Regions from separate parts of the Homo sapiens genome. Here regions 1, 3 and 4 are each linked to region 2. A link is a loop called in an ENCODE intact Hi-C map of the cell type or tissue named here. Cell type or tissue: ascending aorta. All regions are shown on one strand. Region 1 overlaps LDLRAD4 (low density lipoprotein receptor class A domain containing 4). Region 2 overlaps LDLRAD4 (low density lipoprotein receptor class A domain containing 4). Region 3 overlaps LDLRAD4 (low density lipoprotein receptor class A domain containing 4). Region 4 overlaps LDLRAD4 (low density lipoprotein receptor class A domain containing 4).

Region 1 (5,000 bases), 110 kb after region 2:
CTGGAACGAGCATACTTTGCCCTCTCGACCCGGCCAATTCAGACTCTACACATCTGTAGTGAGCCCCAAGGTTCTACATTTCCTTTTCTTTTTTTCCTTTTCTTTTTTTTTTTTTAAGAGACAGAGTCACCCAGGCTAGATTACAGTGAAGCCATCACAGCTCATAGCAGGCTCTGCTTCCTGGGTGCAAGTGATCCTCCCACCTCAGCCTCCCATGCAGCTGTGATCACAGGTAGGCACGCCACCAGGCCCAGCTAATTTTTAAAATTTTTGTACAATCAGGATCTTGCTGTGTTGCCCAGCCTGGTCTCAAACTCCTGGGATCAAGAGATCATCCCACCTTGGCCTCTCAAAGTGCTAAGATGTCAGATGTGAGCCACCATGCCCAGCCTCCACATTTCTAGCAAGCCCCCAGGAGACACCAGCACAGCGGTCCAGTGACACGGCTCTAGACAGCCCTGGTGTGTTTGCAGATCAAGGTAGCCTGCCTTGACTCCTCTACAAATACTTGTTCAAATCCACAGCAGCAAGAGCCTGCTGTGAAGGCAGCTATTCGAGTGATACCCATAAGCATGTTAACATGGATGTCAGGTGACGGACAGGGCCACATGGGAGGATGGAGGACAGAACATCCAAGGGGATACCAGGAGGAAGGGGTCGAAGAAGGCTGTGAGGACACTGAGTTTGAGAATGAGACCATGCCTGCTGCAGAAACCTATGAACCATTCAAGATGAAAAGAACACATCTCTCTGGAAGGAACTCCCACACTGCCGACTCAGACTGACTCCAAGTGTGAGCACATGACGTCGGACAGCTCGCTAGGGCCCCAGCAGGCTGGGAAACAGGCACGGATGCTACCAGCAGAAGCCACCACGCAAATGGGCTTCCCCTCAGGAAAAAAAAAAAAAGATCATCTACCCCGGTTCATTTGAAAAGACACAGATGCTCCAAATATTCCCACATTAACGGATCATTTTAATTGAAAATAGAGACATGCTTCTACTACCTCATCAGAGCACTAGTTCAGAGCACAATATCTGATTGTAAAGATTGTCACTGTGTGTAAGCCAGCTGCTTACATTTCATTGAGCCAGTGTTTTAAAAAATTACCAAGTTCCTCTTCATTTTACACCATTCTTAGAATATTTCCCAGTATTTTCTCTATGAGACCACTGAAAAATAACCATTGGCATTGAAATCTTGCTCAGCTTGGGAGCCACTATTAACTAGTTAAAGTTTGGACATGCTGCTCTACAAGCTACTAAATTAATAAGGGTAAAAATAAACTTCCAGAAAAGGCAAACCCTACATTAGTTCAGCCCTCTCGCATTCAAAGACATGCAGCCTTTCCTCATTCTTGTGGGTTTCATAAACTAAGAAGCACAGAACACTGTAAACTGATTTACTGGTTTCCATACATGCTGCCAAATTTCCACTTCTGCAAAACCAATTTCAATCAAACAAAAACCCTAAAGTTAATCTTCTAGTTCCTCACATGGTCCAATTTATTCAGAATGCAGGGTAAAAAGTTGGAAGACAAGAAATCAATTGTTGGCGAATAATGTCAATGTTAATTTACTGTCTTCATTTTTTAAATCACTACTTTGTCTCAGGATCATTTCCTCCTCCAAGTTCTGGAAAGTCTTTAAAAAGTGGACACTGCCAAACAATGGCCTTGTTATAAGCCAAAGTTTAGTTATTTTAAGGCATTTACTTTACTGCCTTTTAGCTGAAGTTCTCATGAAAATCTTTCCAAGCCACTAACTTTGTTAAGAATTTTTACAGGTTTACAATATAATACTGCATAGCTTCTAAACATTTCAGGGTTTTACTCTGCCCATTACTTTAGCCTTTAAGAAAGCAGCGAAGTCTGGAGTTAACAACTTAGGTAAGAGAAAGGGACGCCAAGAGGGGAAACGCTGGCAGTGACTTAACAAGGCTGCATTCCAAGGGAACAGCTAAAGGGCAGCCTGCGGTGTGAGGCTCCTTGTAAGAGGTAGCAGAGGCAGTCTGAAGGCACAGCATTTTGCATGTGCTGACTCCCTAAGAGATCTCCCTTCCTCTGCCTTCAGTAGCATGCTCAGATGTGCATATAAAGACCAAGAAGCCCCATATTTTCAGATGCTCAGATGAAACCATCTCCCACTAGGCCAGAATCCCAACAGGGGAGGGAAGCAGGGAGAAGAGTCAAGCCGAGGGGGGAGGAGGGTAAAGGAGGAACTGAGACTAAGGAAAACGGATAGAGAGTCCAGGACAGACTGGCAGGGGAGGCGGAGTGGGCACCATCTGCAGTCCATCGACAGGAACAAAATATTCTGCCCTGGGACAGGAAAACAAAGGAAATCAGTAGAAAACTATAGTCTTAAACTTAAGAGGAAAATATCTCTCCAGGCACATCTTGGAAAGTACAAGAGTTTCAAAAGACTAAAAAGAATGTGTCAAGCCAGGTGCACTGGGGGTAGTAGTTGTCGTCCCAGCTACTACAGAGGGGAGGTGGGAGGATCGCTTGAAGTGAGGAGTTCAAGTCTAGCCTGGGCAACATAGTGAAGCCTCATCTCTAAAAAATTGTTTTAAAAGAAAAAGAAACAATGCATTGGTCTGCCCATGTTACCTTAAGTCAAAGCTCAGGAAGGACAGTGGGTGACTCACAGTCTGTGCCAGTTCTCATGGCATGCAAGCTGTCACCAGGGGCCCCAGGAAAGCTGCTGGACAATCCTTACATGTGCGTGATTTCCAATCAGCCAGCCAGAATGCGGGGCCCCAGCCTCTGGCTGAAACCTTCCAGAAAAGCAAAAGATGAGAATGAACAAATGAAGTAGCTGGGTTACACACGACGTCTGAAGTGAGGCTTGCTCATCTCAGTTAGACAGCAGCAGGAGCTGGATCTGAGCGAAAACTGACGGCTGATCTCATACATGCAAACACCAAACACTGCAGAGGTTGTTTACAGAAAGTGAATTAGCATTCACAGGCTATGCCCCTGGGCAGCTTCACTATCCTGATCAAACTGTCCCCGTTCTTCTCAAATTCCACCACCACATGTGACAGGTGGAACGGGTGATGCTGGTTTTAAAATAAATGAGATAGACCACTCTTCCAGTAACTGCTAAGGCTGCAGGCCTGTGTGCACACACTAAAAACAATACAACACAGACACACACACGCGTGAAACTGACCAGTGATCAGAAGTAGAGTTTCCAGACGTTCCAAACATTACTTTGATAATTTTTAAGTGCACAGCAAAAAAAAAGTGTATCACTCTACATCTACATAATTACATACCAAAAAATGTTTCTATTAGAATTATTTGGCCCTTACAAGTGAAAGTACATTTTGCAAAGATAGGTGTCACTGAACTGCTAAAGCAATGTTAGCAGTCGCATTCATAATTCACAAGTGCAGTCTGAGAATATTTTCACAAACCTCTCCCTTGCCACCATTACCCTGTTGATTCTAACCAAGACCTAGGCGTGAACTCAGAAAATGCTGTTCTTTCACAAAGAGATTCCACATGAAAGGAGATCTAGCCTTCAGTCGACGTAAAAGATTTTCTACCTCACTGGAACATAAAATTGTAACTCTTAGTATTACTCTTACTCAGAATTCTGTTCATTTCAACTCTCTTCCTAGTCAGTGACTTGCCACCTCTGAGGCTGTGACTGAAACTGTAACTTACACTCGGAAGGCAGCTCCAAGGGTAGTGTGGGGACAGGACTCCAGGGATCTGCCCACGGGTCTGGCCAGGACTGCGGTGCTGGGCTTGCTTCAGAGCAGTTCCCTCTCCTCCACGGAGAAGCCATCGCCAGGCAGCGCCTGAGCGTGGAGGCCCTGCGGCAGCCTGCCTTCTGCCTAAGACGGTCACTATGCCAATTCAAAACAAAACAAAACATAACTGATTCCCAGCTGTGCCCAGTCCAAGCCCAAATCTGGAGAAGGCAGCCACCAGAGACCCTCGGAATCCTCCCGCCTCTGGACACCTGAGCCCCATGCCAGAAAGGAAAGGAAAGCCAAGCCCAGGGTTGGGTGCCTTCCTCAGCGGGCTGTGTCTGTTGTCCCCGAGACTGCTCCTGCCCACATCTGGCCACGGACCCAGTGCGAGGTACCAGGAGTTGTGCAGGAGGAATGAAGCCACGCCCTGCCCTCGAGGAGCTCCCAGGCTAGCTGTGAATGCAGGGCTGGAGGGCAGAGGGCTTATGCGGACTCTGTAGCAAAATGATCTTCTGTGTTCCTGGGTCCACAGGAAGAAGTCGGGGGAGCCCTAAAAACAAGCCCCGAAAAAGCCTTTGTTTTTAAGGTCTGGGCGAGTGCTACTCACTGTCCAAACTACAGAACAACCGTGTCAAGGAGCCCGCCATTCTTGCTAAAACACACGTTCACTGCCAGGCATCATCTAAGCTTCTGAGTCAGAATCTCTTGGGGTGGAGTCCAGGAATCCGTATTTTTAACAAGCTCCCCAGATAATGCTTAAACATATCGATGCTTAAAACCAGAGCTCTAAACCTAGATCGAGCAGATCCACGTGGGGGTGAGGAGGAGGCTGAGTGCTCAGGGGTGGGAGGAGAAGAGGGACCCACCCAGGGGAGGGCAAAGACCTCAGGAGTAGTGAGGAGGGGGCTGAGGAAGACCCCTGGAGGCCTGAGCTGTGTGCAGCAGAGTGGAGTCCCAGGGCCACCCCAACAGGAGATGACTTCAGCAGACCTTGAAGAAGATCTCAGCACCAGGCAAGCAGGACCCATGGCCAACGAAGCCCTGGGGAGTGGGGCCAGGTGTGACTGAGTGACAAGTCCTCGGAAACGTGCCTGGGGAGGACAGTCCCCAGATGACTGATATCAGCCACCCCATCTTTCTCAGTGAGTCAGGGATCAAAGGAGATTTATTTCTCAAGAAAAATGAAGAGATGTGGCACGCCTTGCTCCTGGGTGCATGGAGCTATTCATCCCTGTCACACGTTTTGACAAATTGCGATGAGCCCAGAAAAGGGCTCACCTGGGCAGCTGAC
Region 2 (5,000 bases):
AAGCGTGGTCATGGCCAGGATTTTTAGGACAGTGATGTGTGCGGTTCCCAACAAAAGCAGGGTGAACACAGCTGTGTTACCGCATCAATGGATAACGTGCCTATTCCTATATACACTCTGAGTCTCCCCCAATGCAATTTTCAAGGTAAAATGCAATTATAAATGCTGTAAAAAGTCTTCTTTCTCACTGCTAGCAACAAAGATTAGCTACCCTTTCTAGGAATACGCAGCAGAGGTGCAAGCTTCGTTCTGCTCAGTGAAAGACTGTGACCACCCAGAAGGGGCCAGAACCCAGCGGCACTCAGTAAGTGTGTCAGGTGACCAACAGGCAGCGCAGGGTGGGTGATCAGGACCCAGAGAAAACTCTGAGGGCCAGCACAGTCAGCAGAAGCCTGCAGGCCCTGTTCTGGACAAGACGTGTGCTTTTAGTTTAGAAACCAACCAGCAATCAGCACAGCCATGCTGGGCATCTGTGGAGCAAACACGTGGAAGGGTAAAAGTTGGAGGAGCTGAACAAACGCTGCTTGCCGGCCGTCCCTCCAATCTTCTGCTCTCGTGAGCCTCCTGCTCATGAGCTGCCACTCAGCTTTCCAGTCTCAGCCCAAACAACCCTCCCTGGAGATGCTTCTTTGATGGCCCCCAGTCTAAGTCCAGACCCTGCTACACAACCCGCAGCACCTGGTCGGCTTCCCAAAACATCTGCAGTTGCGACTCCACACGGGTGTCCTGATTGCACCATGCCTGCCCGTCTCCCCCACAAGTGCCATGAGAGCAAAGGCAGTGGCCAGCAGATCCTCCAGTTCCCCTTGGCACCCAGCAGGTGCCCAGTAAATACGTATTTCCTGAGCGAACACATGAGTGAAGGAAGACACTTACGTGAAGCTTCCCTGAGTACTATACACAGCGCAGAGAAGGCTCAGCAAACACCTACACAATTAACCCAGCCCTAGCTGCGCCTGGCAAGGGGCATTTCCCAGGTGGAGGTGCTGCTCCTCAGCCTGCTTGGCTGGGACCCTCCGGGCTGGTTTTCCCACCACCCCACTAGAAGAGTTGAGATGATGATTACAAGTGGTGAGCCTGCTGCACTTACACTTCCCACAAAGTCCTATCCAGCAAAGGCCTTCAGAGGTCATTGACTTAAATGCCCTCAGGCTACAGAGAGAGAGCAAGCGCTGCCCCATGGAGGCGCAAGAACTGCGCCCAACACTGGCAGCAGGAGAGCAGGACTGACCCTGGGCCTCTTGCCCTGAAGGCACTGCTTCCCATGCTACTCCTGAGGCCCAGGAAGCTCCCTAAACCCAAGTAGCTTAAATCAAGAGAGAAGGAGAGGGGGGAATACAGGAAGAGGCAACTTACCCAGGACGCAAGGTCACAGTCAAGATCCCCCCCAAGGCAGCAAGCACATGGTCATCATTCTACACACACACGCACACACATGCACACACGCACACACACGCACACACACACGCACACACACATGGAGGTTCTATTTATACTGGGAAGATGGGCAGGACTAACCAGGAAATAAATTAATTCAATATTGCACTTGAAAAATGTCATTAAGTCCCTCCCATAACAGAGCAACAGTTACTAAGGAAATAGAGCACGTCAAATGGAAAAACACCCCCACAGGAAGGGACATTTTAAAAACATGAACACTCACAAACCTAACCAAGTAAGTTACAGGGTATGTCTGCCTTACCAGTTATTCACAAAAACTTATATGAAACGCAGTCCTCCTCAGAGTCATTCAGGAATACAAACTGAACTGTGTCCGTATTATATCTTTCATTAAAAGACACTGTAAAAACAGATACATGGGGTTCAGGAAATGTGAGGGTCACACAGGGGCACGGAGGCCAAAATCCAATGGAGAAGTGAAACAGCCTTTTTTCCAAAATCAAAGTAGCACTCAAAAAACCGTAGTGCATAAAGAATTGACGCTGCAGTTTCATTTTTTATTTCCTCCTGCTGTGGACAGACTGTTTCGCTGGCGGAATGTCGGTTACCTAGGTGACAGCTCCACAGCCATGGCGACTGCTCCAGGCCCCACAGACGCTCAGGGCCGAGCCCCGGCCTGTGGATGCCGATCCCTGGCCACTCTACCCACCAGAGAAGTTCCAGGGAGAAAGGAACGCTGCCAACCAAAGAGGTCATTCTAAACCTCGGCAAACTGGGGCTCTGCTGCAAAATTTAAAAAAAATAAAAATGACCATGTTTGAGAGCTGCACGGCACAGCTCACCTATGCATCATCTCACCCTATGTTCATTTAGGATCAAAGAGGCAAAGGGCTTGTCATGAGACAGATGGGAGAAAAAGTGGGGAAAAGACCCTTGAGAAGCTATTTCCAACTTGAGCTGGGACCAGGTGTCCCACCAAGGGAGATGTCACACGTCTCCATGTGAGTGCCTCAGAGCTCATGGATAGTGCAGACCTTGGCAACGGCCAGTCAGTCTCAAGATCTCCTAACAGTAAAGAAAAGGAGGTGCTACAAATAAAACACCTCTGCCTCCAGGCAGCCAGCCGTAGGCAGAGAGCCCCAGGTAGGGGACCCACTCTGCTTCTGGTACCCGTGGTGACTCCCGGCCCTGGCTCCCATCTCCTCTTTTATACAATGAGGAGGTGAAACTGGAGGTCCCTCCCATTCCAAAAAGTCCCCTATGGCCATGTCTCTGGCCGAGAGAGAGGGCAAATGGGCATAAAAAAGGATACAGTGGGCGGGCACGGTGCCTCACGCCTGTAACCCCAGTGCTTTGGGAGGCTGTGGCAGGAGGATTGCTTGAGCCCAGGTGTTTGAAACCCACCTAGCCAACATAGAAAGTCCCCATATCTACTAAAAATATAAAAATTAGCTGGGCATGGCTGTGCACACCTATACTGGGGAGGCTGAGGCAGGAGGACTGCTTGAGCCCATGAGTTCAAAGCTGCTGTGAGCTGTGACTGCACCACTGCACTCCAGCCTGGGCAACATAGCAAGACCCTGTCTCTTCAAAAAAAAAAAAAAAACTAAAGAGAAACAAAAGAAAGGGACACAGTGCAGAAGCACAGAAAATCCACATGGAAATGCAAATCTGAGAGCAAGTCAGAGAAACAGGCTGCCTATAGCCAGGGAAGACTGAGTTGGAGTGTGATGAATTTTTCATGCTACTTTTCATCTCTGTGATGTGGGGGGGCAAAATAACATGTAGCTTTTGTAACACAACCTCCAAGCCATCCTCACCCTGGGTAGCTCAGTGGGATCTGGTTACTTGTTCAGCATAATGTAGTTCAGGGTAGCGTAGTGCCTTGCTGTAGGTCACCAATTCAGGAAGCAAGTACAAAACCCAAAACATCGATTCAAAGACACACACAGGCTGCAAACAGGAAAAGCAATAATTATATTAGAACATTCTTTAAAATGTCACCTTGACAAATCCAACACTTGATAAATCCTGAGGCTATATTCAAACCAAGTTGGAGAGAGTTCCCCCTAAAATAAACAGGATAACTGTCCTTAATGCATTAGTAAGTCTATAATTATCGACTCATATGATCTAGCAGCAGAGGAAGCCGCAAGGAGTCATATATCCGACCCCTGTGCTTTGTGGAGGAGGCGATCCAGAGGCTCAGGGAGAGGGGACAGGTTGAAGATGAGTGTGGGAGGAATGCAAGCCAGGGCTGGAACCAGGTGTCTGGATCCTGGCCCAAGCTTCCAGTTCCACTGTCTACACACAGCGGCCACAGGAGACACTGGCTCAGGAGGGAGAGCCTGCAATGCTAGGAAGACAGCCGTGCACACCTGCACCAGCCGCTCGCTGGGAATCAGGGAATACTGGGAAGATCTCTGCTTTCCAGGGCCCGAACCAGGCCATTCCCACAGCACCCACATGCACAAGGGAATGGGAAAGGGTCAGGGCTTGGCCCAGGGGCAGATGATCCCTGAGCAGACGTGCATTCTGGTCTGAGCCCGGTCTGAGCACATCACAGACACCTCCACTGTGGCCACCAGCCAAGCAGCGGCAATGCCCCTCCCAACCCAGCCCCACCCCCGTAGAGGTTCTGCTCCCACTGTGGCCTGGCGTGAGGGCTCGGGCTGACGGGCAGGGGGCTGGCGGGCAGGGGGCTGGCGGGCAGGGGCAGGCCTCTGCAATCCTCCACACCCAGGGATCTCCCCCACTCCAGCTTTCTTCAGATAAAATCAGCTTAAAATGGGCATGACAGGCAAACAAGAAGGGGGTCAGACCATAGGCTAACAAGTGTGGGCAGGAAGGGAGGGGGAGCTGTCTCATTCTTTGGTGGGAATAGAAAAGAATATGAACCGACAAGCTGTTTGTACGAAACAATTTTCATCTCCCTTGCCAAGCCACTCCTTGCTGTCAGCTCACAGCAGGCTTCCCTGGGACACCTGTGCCGGCCCACAGTCTTCCCTGCTCTCTGGCCTGCAGGACGCCACCAAAGCTGCATCTCTTCATTCAGTATTTCAACAGCTATTTGTGGGGTCATTACTCTGGCAGGCACTATTTTAGGAGCTGGGGAGACAGCAGTGAGCAAAACAAACCAAGCTCCTGTCACCATGGGGCCCAGATCCTTGTGTCTCGTCTGCCTCTGCAGGTGTTTCTGGACAACGCTTCCTGATTATCCTTGGCATTGACCATGGGGACTAGAATACAGCAGGTACCCAATAAATGCTGACTGTACTGCACAGAATTCTAGCTGAGCCTCAGCTAGGTCACCTCCTTTTCAATCTATGGCCTCTGTCCTGCATCTGGGCACCACACACAAGTGGCTGCTGGCCTGGGGGTGCCCCATGGGGGACATCGTGGCTGGGAGTTTACTGCACAGGCAGTGCCCAGCCCCACACTGTTTCAAACATGCTCAAACAAGAGCCTTATACAAAGGGGCCAGAGGACAAAAGTCTGGGCTCTGGCCACATTGGGTTCACCTCATTCTAGGCTGTGTGTGACTTAGGCAGTTACTTAAAGCCCCTGAGCCTCAGTTTCCTTGGCTGTAAAATGGAAGC
Region 3 (5,000 bases), 55 kb before region 2:
ATCTTTCTTTGCTTATTTAAAATTACTTCTGAAGTAGTAATGTTGGTATGAAGAATACTAAATCAATACATGATTTCCTGGAATCCAGGCATTGCTCAGACAAACAGCAAAAGCCTATTTCAAAACAGCTCCGCTGACCACTTTAGAGAACAGAACAAATTTCTGACTTTTGAACATGCTGTCCCTCTATCCTAAAAGAAGAAAACATTTCCTTTGTGAAAATGCAAATCTCTTTCCTTAACCAGAAAACAACCTCCTTCCCATGTCCCAGTGACCCCACCTCCTAACCGTTTCAGAACCACATCAGACAGTGCCACCCAGGTGGGAGGAGAGACTTACAGTTGAAGATGCCCGGAGGCGGGTGCTCGGTCACCAGGAGACAGTTCTCTTCGTCACTGTTGTCCCCACAGTCGTTCTGTTGGTTACAGACCAGCGAACCAAGATACAAGCATTTACCACTGGTGCAGGTGAATTTGCACTCTGAAAAAGTACAATATAAAGCATGGAGCAGTCAATGCAAGCTTGGTGCTCTTGAGCTGTGACTGTCGTTGGTTTTTCTTTCCCCCATTTGCATGCCATGATTGTTTGGGAGCTCAGACTATCTGGAGAGCCCAGGACACTAAACTCAGAGAAGGGCCATCTGGGTAAGGACCTTCCTCGTCTGAAACACACAGGATGGTGCCCTCCTGCACTCCACAGGGGCACCGAGGCCCACCTTGCACGCCTCACTCTACGGCACTGCCCACACAGTAGCACAGGTGCTCTCTTTCTTTCCACAACCTGCTCTGCAAAAGTCATAGCTGTGGGGCTCTATTATTCGGTTTGAAAACATCCTTGGCAGTTCTCCACACTTCCGAGAATGGGGGAGCCCGTGCAGCCAGCCGTGGCAGGGGCCATCAGAACTCAGGAGCGCTGGCTTAACAAAAGAACACTCAGACATTTTATCTCCCACTTGCCACTGTCCTGTGGTGAGAATCTGGACAACATATTTCACCTCTCTGATGTTCATTCCTCTCATGCCTAAGAAAAATCAGGCATAATACCAGGCATGGGTAGCAGTGAATTTACAATGTAAAACATGGGAAAATCATGTGTGCTTTCTGCTAAAGGGCCATGCTGGTGAACTATAAAAATAGGGCAGGTCCCATACCCAAATCCTTATAGGCCACACTGAACACAGGCTCCCTAAAGTCTGTACGAATCAATATTTGAAAATGGAATTCAGTTTTGTAGGACTTTAAAATAAATTTGCACACTTAACACATTACTATCCATTTAAGCAATGAAGAATAAAGGAAGTTACACAATTATATACACTTGAGCACAGAAAGGTCCATTACATCTTACAGTGACTGTCATCCTGCATTCTGAGTGTGGGCTTGGCCCTAGGAAACCACAGAAGCTGGCAGGATTCACACAGCACGGCCCACTCAGTACACAGCGGGAAGACAGAGTCTCTGGAGGAGTCCCGGGTTCCTCACCGCCACTGACTGTCACAGCCTCTTCCTTTTTCCAGGCCTTGGTTCTGTCTGTCTGGAATAAGGGTGGCAGGCCTGGATCAAGTCCAAGGTCCTTTCAACTCAGATTTTCAATCATTCAAATAAAAGGCTGGGCATCGGCACACCAAGGCCTCTTCCAGCGATGCTAACCATGTGTGGGGCTACCCCATGAGAGCCCAGCCTGCCTCTCAGCGGCGAACTGTGGCCCGCAAGACAATAACCTTCACCTGTTGTAAAGAAACACAACTTAAGAGTCCTCAAAGTATTTTTGTGAACCTGTATAAAAAGCGTATTATAATCCTCCATTTGTTCACATTCTCCTAAAAGAGTATAGAAAAAGAAACCAGCCGAGCTGCTGACCTAGTTTAGAATAACATGTGAACACAGCCCAAATGCACACCCACAAGCGCCTCGCTAGCGGCGCCATCCAGGTTAGAAAATCTGTGTGCAGAGTGAGGCTGGGCCACGTGGTGGGGGTGCTGCTGGAGCCAAACGCTCTCTTTCCATAAGGTGGAAAGATTAAAACCCAGCTGTTTGAAATCACATTTACTAAGTAACATTTTTTTAACTTAATGGAAAAAAGGGATGTCAAGGGAAAAATTTATCTTCCTTTCCAAAAGAAATATTGGACTATGGATTTATACCAAACATGAAAAGCGCATTAACCGAAAACAGGTACTCCCTGTGTTGCTAAAACAGTGATTGGGAAAAAGGAATACTAATCTGAATTGAATCAAACTCTTAACTAAAAAGTTCACCATTGCTGTGGTTTGAAAGGATCCAAGGTTAGACTACCATATTCAAGTTGGTGTGGAACATTAAACTACCCAAGAAATGAAACCACATCCACACTTCACTAATTTTAACTTGTTGGGGGGAGACACGACATGCTTGCAAGGAAATGAATTCTGTGGCTCATTCATTCGTTCATATAACCAATATATTAGCCGCTTCTATGTTCTGTGCTAGGTACTGAGACATGGAAACTCGGAAGTGAATGAGCTAGCCCTCTTCAAAGAGCTTATGACATGAACTATTTTAAAAATATGAGCAGTGACTAATTTGCTGCTCCTTCCAAGGCCAAACATTTCCCTTCTTTATCTCCTTCATAATCTAGAGGGCCGCCCAGCCTGTGACAGGCACTCGGTGAATCACACATTTGTTGAATAAATGAATAATTTGATCTGAGCCTCATAAGAACCCTGTGAAATAATTAGAGCAGATATTATTCTTCCCATTTTATTCCATTTTGCCTCATCTCATAGCACTGCCTCAGTTTCCAAATCCACTTTAAGGAATGTGAGAGACTCACTTGTAATGGGCATGGCCCCATGCATAACAAAGTTCCCCAAATCACTTGTTGTCTTAAGTAGGCTCAACCTTACTCAGGAAACACTAACAAGGCTTGTGCTACTAATGTGCTTGGCTCTTACTTCTTAGATAACGGAAACAACATCAACCTATTAAATTTCAAATTCAGCTGGGTACAGTGACTCATACCTACACTCTCCACACTTGGGAGGCAGAGGCAGGAGGATCATTTGAGTCCAGGAGTTCTAGAGCAGCCTGGGCAACAAAGCGAGACCCTGTCTCTACAAAAAAGTTTAAAAATTAGCCAAGTGCAGTGGCACACTCCTGTACTCCCAGCTACTCAGGAAGCTAAGGCAAGAGGATCGTTTGTGCCCAGAAGTTCCAGGCTGCAGTGAGCTATGATCATGCTACTGCTCCCAAGCCCAGGTGACAGAGCAAGATCCAGTCTCTAAAAAATTAAAAATTAAAAAAAATCAAATTTATAAAATCTAAATCTCAGCAGTGAGTCATTAGCCCAATATCAGAGTAAGGTCTTTCCATCACATGGCCACTGGAATCAGAATGACCAGATTGAGAATTTTAATTTATTGGCTTCTTGATGTGATATAGAAAATACTAGAAAATTGCTGTAATGTGATTAAGTGCTAAGAATTAATGCTAAAGCTGGAATGAGAACTGCAGAGCACAGTAAATATCTGTCCAACTTAACAAAACTGGTGTTGACAGAGGCAGGCTTCCACCTCCATCCCAACTCCGGACAGGCTGTCCCCAGCACACTGTGCCACCCAAAAGCCCAGTGCATTCAGGTCCTCTAATCACGAGATTATTGTGATATTTCAAACAAACTGATAACCCTAGGAGAAAGGCCCTCCTCTTAGCTGCATATTGGGATCACCTGGACGTCTTTCAGCACTGCTGGGGTCAGAGTCCCAGACAGGTCCTATCTCACTGGCCTGAGGTGCAGTCAGACAGCGTGGGTTTTCTGGCACCCTCTGGCCTGGCTCCAATGGGCAGCGCAGATGGAGAACCACTGTCTACTGAGAAAGAGGTAGCTCACATACAGCAAGCCTCCTCTTTAGTTAATGGTATTTTATTGGAATGTTTATTTGGTATTTGCTAATTTACAAAGAAGAAAACTAAAATACAATCTCTTAAAATAAGCAGGTATTTGGATAATTGCTGACTACAGGGCCCAGTCGCTAGAGCTCTGTTCTGTCAATGGGCTATTTGGGAAACTTTGGAACCAATGTAGTTTTGACCCCTAAACTACACTTTGACAGACTAGAACCAGAGAGGGTCCTCCATGAAGTAAAACTCAAGTCAGAGAAAGACAATGGAAAATTTTTAAAAATATGTTGTCTATTCTTTGTGGAACTTGTTGAGTATTTCTGCCAAGCTAGAAGTTGAGGGAAATCATGGATTGTTAAACATTAGAAACATTTTGGTGACAAATTCATGGCAACCTCAGATGTATAATACTGGACTGGAATACAGAATGAGTTGCTCAGGAACCAGTGTCTCCTCCAGGAGCTATAGACGTATTATAACCTATAAGATTTAAATCACTCCTCTTCTTAAAAAAAAGTCATGCCCTTCTAAGTGAAGAAAGTGGCATTCCTCTTTGCCAAAATTTCCTATTTGATTTCTTATTAAAAAAAAAAAAAACTTAGGAGAAACAACTTCCAGAGTCAACAACAGACTTTAGAATCGCTGTAAACACTTCTGGTAATAACACAATCTTCTCCACATTTAGGGTATTCAGCTTCTCTGCATTTCTACATAAAGCTTCTGATGGGTTTTTCTGTGTTGTGGAGTTATCCCAGAGTCATCAAATCTTAATGCTGAGAGGGACCTAGACACACTGATCCACCCCTCACCTCCCAGGTGAGGAAGCAGGCCAGGGATAATGCCTGACTTACCCGAAGCTGGAGAACAAATTACCTGTAGTGGAACATAAAACCCGAGATTTCCATCGGATCGAGAGGAAACCCTTTTTTGTCCTGAAGGTCATTCTAGTTGTGTACAAACTAACATCAGCCAGTTGGGTTATACCATGTGCGAGAGGAGAAAGGAAAAGAATGATTCAGAGAAAGGGAATGTCCTAATATTTTATAACCTTTGAAAAAACAGGGAATTTTAGGAGCCCTAAAACTAGGGGGGAAATGGAATATCTTAAGGTTTTCTGTGAAT
Region 4 (5,000 bases), 63 kb after region 2:
CAAATAAACTATGGTTTTAAAACATCACACGGCGATAGGCCCAGAGATAGGCTTTGGAAACGTTTGCAGCTACATCTGAAATCACAGACTCATAATGTTCAGGAGGAACCTGGCCGGGCAGCCAAACCGCGCATAGGCCTCTGGGGGAGATGCAGGGCTGAGTGTGCAGACGGCGGGTAGGGGCAGGAGACCGGCCTGTCTGCAGCAGGCAGCCTGTCTGCTGGGCCAGAGAAGACCCAGGGAGCCAGTCTCTCGGAGTCCTGCAGCATGCTCGGGCCGAAGTTAACCACCTCTGCTTGCTGCCTTCATCAACACAAGAGGGCGGGGGAGCTGCAAAACCAAGTATCTCCAACTACGCTCTCCACACTGAACTCACTAGGGCTCACTGAAACAGTGCATTCATGCCTGGCCTCCAATTTACTTTTCCCCACCTGCAGACACAGGCGTGGCTTGTTATGTCCAGTCACGGAGAGGAGCCACCTTCTGGAGGGTCCCACTGGGAGGGAATGACAACAATCCTGTTAGGCTTTGAACTCCTGAATTAAACTTGAACACGGTCTACCAGATGCCATGGGCATTTGTGACACTCAGGGAACAATGAGGTCAACACGTCACACGTTACTCAAACGTAGAGTTGCCCCATTGCTCCCCGGCTCCACCCTGCCATTGCACCTGGCAGCGGGATTCCCACAGCCTGTGCTGAGCCTCACTGTTGGGGACTGCAGTGACCTTCCTCACCGTCACAGGACAGAAGATGCTTCTAAAACTACAAGTGTCCAGAAAGCAACTTGGGCCACCTTCTTACAGGCTGAGCTCTCTGTTACTGGAAGAATTCAAACAAAGTCAGGATTACCCTCTATCAGAGGGGATTCACTCTTCCATAAGGAATTATGCCAAGCAGTTTGAGAGCACTGGTCACTGCAGTCCCAGGGGGAGAGCAGCAGGCTCAGACAGGGTTAAAAGTAGTCTCTTCCCTCAATTAAAGGATGACTTTTCAATGTGTTCATTCATAAGGCTCCTTCCTAGATGAGAGGCAGCGGAAACGTAAAAATAAAGAAAAGGCAACAGATTACGTCAACACAGGACTTCACAGTGTCAGTCACCTAATACGACTAATGCAATCTTGAAAGCAGGATTCGCCAAGTCAGAGATGCAGCTAAAAGACTTGCGAATGATTCTTTTCCCTCAGAGGCGCAGCATTCTCTCTTGTAAACAGAAACGATGTATAAAACTACAGAAGATCTTATGATCAGATATGCAATAAAATATGTTATCTCATCCTAAAGTTGAAATCTCAGGATGGAGTCAACTATGATTCCTGCAACAATGCAGACAACACTGTTTTCAACTCAAAACATAATTTTTTATACTCTGTGAATAGGCCACACATAGTTTTTTGGTTTTGGTTTTTCATCCTTTCTTCCCTTGGGTATATCAGTCAAGGAATCATTTATTATAAAAATTATAATAGAAATGAGACATAGTGGCCTCAAGTAATGTCTCATGACCTGAGCTTTAAATCGTAAGTCTCAGAGCTATGAGGCAACTGTTCCCGGAAATATTGACCTCAAAGGTCATCTCATGCGGGGTTTCCAAAATTCAGCCCCTGGAATGCCCTTTTCATGGTTTTTGCCATAAATATAGACGATCTGTACTGTTTATTTCCTTATCATTTTTTGATAGACCTAATCACTCTTTTGGCTGAAAATAAGTTTATTTAAAAGGAGAACTGCTATTACTACCATAAATAGAAAGCCAGTATCCCTGGTCGTAAGTTACAGGCAAATCTAAAACACGCACACACAAAAATGAGAGAGTCATCTAGTGATAACTTTTAGAGAGAGACAAACTGAACTTAACAAGTGTTCCAAATGCTTAATGAATTTGTCTTTGCTGCAGGGAGAGGGTACAAGTCCTGCCTCCACCCACCTCTAGAACTCCAACTTTTCTGATGTATCCAAGACCAAGGATTGGTGTGGTGTCTGTAAACAAAATGCTGTCAAACAAAAGGAAACTCAGGAGCGAGCTGGCTCACGCACAGCAGCTGCACGACCTGGGCCAGCTGCCCCGCCACTGCGCACCTCTGTTACTCGCCCGTGAACTGGGACGAATCATACCCGCCGTGGCCACTTCAGAGGGGTGTTGTTCATTACGACAATCGATTCGTGTTTCTGCACCATAAAGTCCACATGAGCAAAAGGTGCCATGACAGAGAGGAGCAGCAGCTAAGTTAATCAATACTATGAAGTATTTAATAGGTATAAAGGGCTTCATGAGAAATAAGAGCTGCAGCAGCATTTAAAAACAGTGAATGACCTCACCCACTAAATGGCTTGATGTGTTCCAGACGTAGCAGGCCCTGAGTTCACCAACAGTTACTGTGAGTGCTGAGCTCCCCATCCATTCTTAAGCTCTCCTCATTTAAAGCCAGAAAGCTGCGCAACAAAGGAAGGGGACAGCGAGTCACTAGGGAAGGGGACTGCGGTCCGTGGTGGAGAGGGAGCATGACTCAGTGTAAAGTAAGAGGGCTTTTCTAACGTGGACAGGAACAGCACTGCCCACACACACCCACCAGACAGGAGCTCCATCACCCAGGGTCCTGCCTAGGTCTGTGGCCCAGGCAGCACCACAGTGACACAGACAGACACCAGACAGACACTGGCAGAGGCCACCTCCCGTCCACTGGCTTTGAAATCCCCGGAATGCCTAGCGGCACATTAAGAGCAGCATCAAGCTTTCCATTTGTCATCCAGTGCCATTTTAAACTCAGAAGGAGAAAAACACAAGAAATTTTAGTCTTATGGATGGGCATTTATTCTATTTTATGAGGTCACACTTAAGATTCACTATGAATCCCAGCATTTTGGGAGGCTAAGGCAGGTAAATCTCCTGAGGTCAGGAATTCGAGACCAGCCTGACCAGTATGGTAAAACCCCGTCTCTACTAAAAATACAAAAATTAGCCGGGTGTGGTGGCATGCACCTGTAGTCCCAGCTACTCAGGAGGCTGAGGCACGAGAATCGCTTGAACTCGGGAGGCGGAGGTTGCAGTGAACTGAGATCATGCCACCGCACTCCAGCCTGGGCGACAGAGGGAGACTCTGTCTCAAAAAAAAAAAAGATTTCACTATGAATTAAAGCTCCATCCCCAGAAATCAGCGATGGCCACAGGCAGCAGGGGAAGGAGGCAGTGGTGCGCAGGGAAAGCCGGAAGCTCCAGGTGAGCGGTCCTGCCTTGAAGGGACCCCTGCGCTGAACCCTCCCAGTGCTGACAACACTCAGGGAACAGTGACTTCACAAGGACAGGAAGCGAGGGACCGGACGAGTGGCAGATGTATACTCAACCACACGGTAATGCAGAAAATTCTATTCCAGATGACACAGAGAGACAAATATTTAACATAATGTGAAATTCAACTGTGTACACTGATAAAGATTAAAAGAAGACATAGATTCCTCTAGTAGAAACAGTTGGTGTCATATGATAAAAAATTTTTTCTTAAATGGCTTTTATTTTTATTATAGGAGTAACAAACGTTCATTGGAGAAAATACAAAAATAGAAATAAACAGAGAAGATAAAATCACCCATAATCCCACCACTCAGACAGAAACATTACTTATATTTTGGGTTATTCTTCCAGACTTTTCTCTATATGAATATAAACATACACATTTTTAACTGAAGTGGGATCACAGTGCACATACTGTCTTGTGACGTGCTTTCTTTAACTCAGCCTGCCTTGAATGTTGCCAGGTTCAACAGATACACTTCAACAATACTGTAAGGTCTTCCCAGTGGCACCCACGGAAAATAGACAGGTGTACCATTGTTCTACCAATCCTAATTGTTCAATTTATTAAAAAGATAAAGGATAACCAATTTCAAATATTAATTTTTTAAGTGATGAATGCCTTCTAGTGAAGAAATCTTATCTGTAAGTCCATCAAAATGAATTGAGACAAAAATGAAATACTCTTTCAGTAAAAAAATCATCTGAATAGCTGAGCAGGTCAGGATCTTCCATCCAAATTGCTTTGGGGATGTGTACCTTAGGCTTCGGGCTAAAGAAACTGGGAGTCTCTACAGGTTGAAGCTATCCCTGAGAGCTTAGGATACGTGTAGGGGCAATTTAAGAAATATCTTTTTTGTGGCTATAGACCCTGCCTTTACAGTAAACTATCATCCTTGGGAATTCACCTGTTACCACTGTGAGAAGCTGCTATCTTTGGCAATGCCCGATGCTTTGATGTCTGCTTCACCTGACATTGGTGCACCAGCTTCCTTATGGCTAGTGTGTGCACCGGGCATCCTTCTCCCTCCTTTCACTATCGTGCCTTCTGGATTCCTTCATCTAAGCACGTCTATCGTAAGCAGCAATTTTTTAAATATTCAGTTTGACAATCTCGGTATTAACTGGCATATTTAGTTCAGTTGCATTTTATGTAATTATGAAGTGTTTGAGTGAAAACTGACCATGTTGCTATCTGTTTTCTATTTATCCCATCTGTTTGGTTTGTACATCTCTCCCTTCTTACTTTCTTTTGGATTCACTGAGTACTTCTTATCGGTTCAGTTTTCCCTCCTCTGTCACCACATGCATCATGCATTATTAGTATTTTAGTGGTTACTTTGGAGATTGTAACATGTGTCCTAACTCACTAGTTCCCAAGAGAAATTAGTTCTCCAACAGCTTCCCTAACAACAGCAGCACCCACCCTCCACGTCCACCCTCAAGGCTGTTACCATCATGTGTTTTAATTCTGCCTGCACATCACACCCCACAAGGCACTGCTGTGACTTGCTGGTGACAGGTAGTCGCTGTCCACTCAGAACCACCCGTGGCTTTGCTGTTTACGTGGCTCTGCATTCCCTCCTACATTCCCATGCTTCCATCAGGACCCTTTATCCTTCCGCCTGAAGAATTTCCCTAATAATTTCTTCTACTATAGTTCTTCTGGTGACAAGTTCTGTCTGATTCCGTTTGTCTGAAAATGCCCT

What was found. Peaks named below come from ENCODE experiments on the same cell type or tissue, not always from the same donor. Only the 100,000 strongest peaks of a DNase experiment are listed, where the experiment ranks them.
Region 1: a loop joins it to region 2, with 3 times the contacts of the local background. A loop is called at or near these places in 23 of 110 quality-filtered maps.
Region 3: a loop joins it to region 2, with 3 times the contacts of the local background. A loop is called at or near these places in 20 of 110 quality-filtered maps.
Region 4: it touches region 2 in a loop (4-fold over the local background); 11 of 110 quality-filtered maps call a loop at or near these places.

What each region holds. Positions count from the first base shown.
Region 1 is chr18:13,265,472-13,270,471 of GRCh38, reverse strand. All of the region lies in intron 1 of LDLRAD4 (low density lipoprotein receptor class A domain containing 4), which reads right to left. Among named protein-coding and RNA genes, the nearest start is that of C18orf15, 28 kb to the right of the region's middle. RefSeq lists a silencer at 1,808-2,102 and an enhancer at 3,999-4,561. In ascending aorta, no CTCF peak of the experiment used is centred here; DNase peaks (open chromatin) are centred at 799, 1,961, 3,791 and 4,114; H3K4me3 peaks cover 1,733 bases; H3K27ac peaks cover 5,000 bases.
Region 2 is chr18:13,379,084-13,384,083 of GRCh38, reverse strand. The region is part of intron 2 of LDLRAD4 (low density lipoprotein receptor class A domain containing 4); the gene reads right to left. Among named protein-coding and RNA genes, the nearest start is that of LDLRAD4-AS1, 46 kb to the left of the region's middle. RefSeq lists enhancers at 1,951-2,575, 3,267-3,766, 3,767-4,268. In ascending aorta, no CTCF peak of the experiment used is centred here; DNase peaks (open chromatin) are centred at 403, 833, 1,453 and 2,033; H3K4me3 peaks cover 1,421 bases; H3K27ac peaks cover 4,596 bases.
Region 3 is chr18:13,433,724-13,438,723 of GRCh38, reverse strand. It overlaps LDLRAD4 (low density lipoprotein receptor class A domain containing 4), which reads right to left. Exons shown (of 7, transcript NM_001378100.1): 4 at 340-480. Among named protein-coding and RNA genes, the nearest start is that of LDLRAD4-AS1, 8.7 kb to the right of the region's middle. In ascending aorta, no CTCF peak of the experiment used is centred here; DNase peaks (open chromatin) are centred at 1,470, 2,623 and 3,000; H3K4me3 peaks cover 883 bases; H3K27ac peaks cover 4,825 bases.
Region 4 is chr18:13,316,387-13,321,386 of GRCh38, reverse strand. All of the region lies in intron 2 of LDLRAD4 (low density lipoprotein receptor class A domain containing 4), which reads right to left. Among named protein-coding and RNA genes, the nearest start is that of C18orf15, 79 kb to the right of the region's middle. RefSeq lists enhancers at 108-607, 2,074-2,575. In ascending aorta, no CTCF peak of the experiment used is centred here; DNase peaks (open chromatin) are centred at 1,548, 2,496 and 2,617; H3K4me3 peaks cover 383 bases; H3K27ac peaks cover 3,786 bases.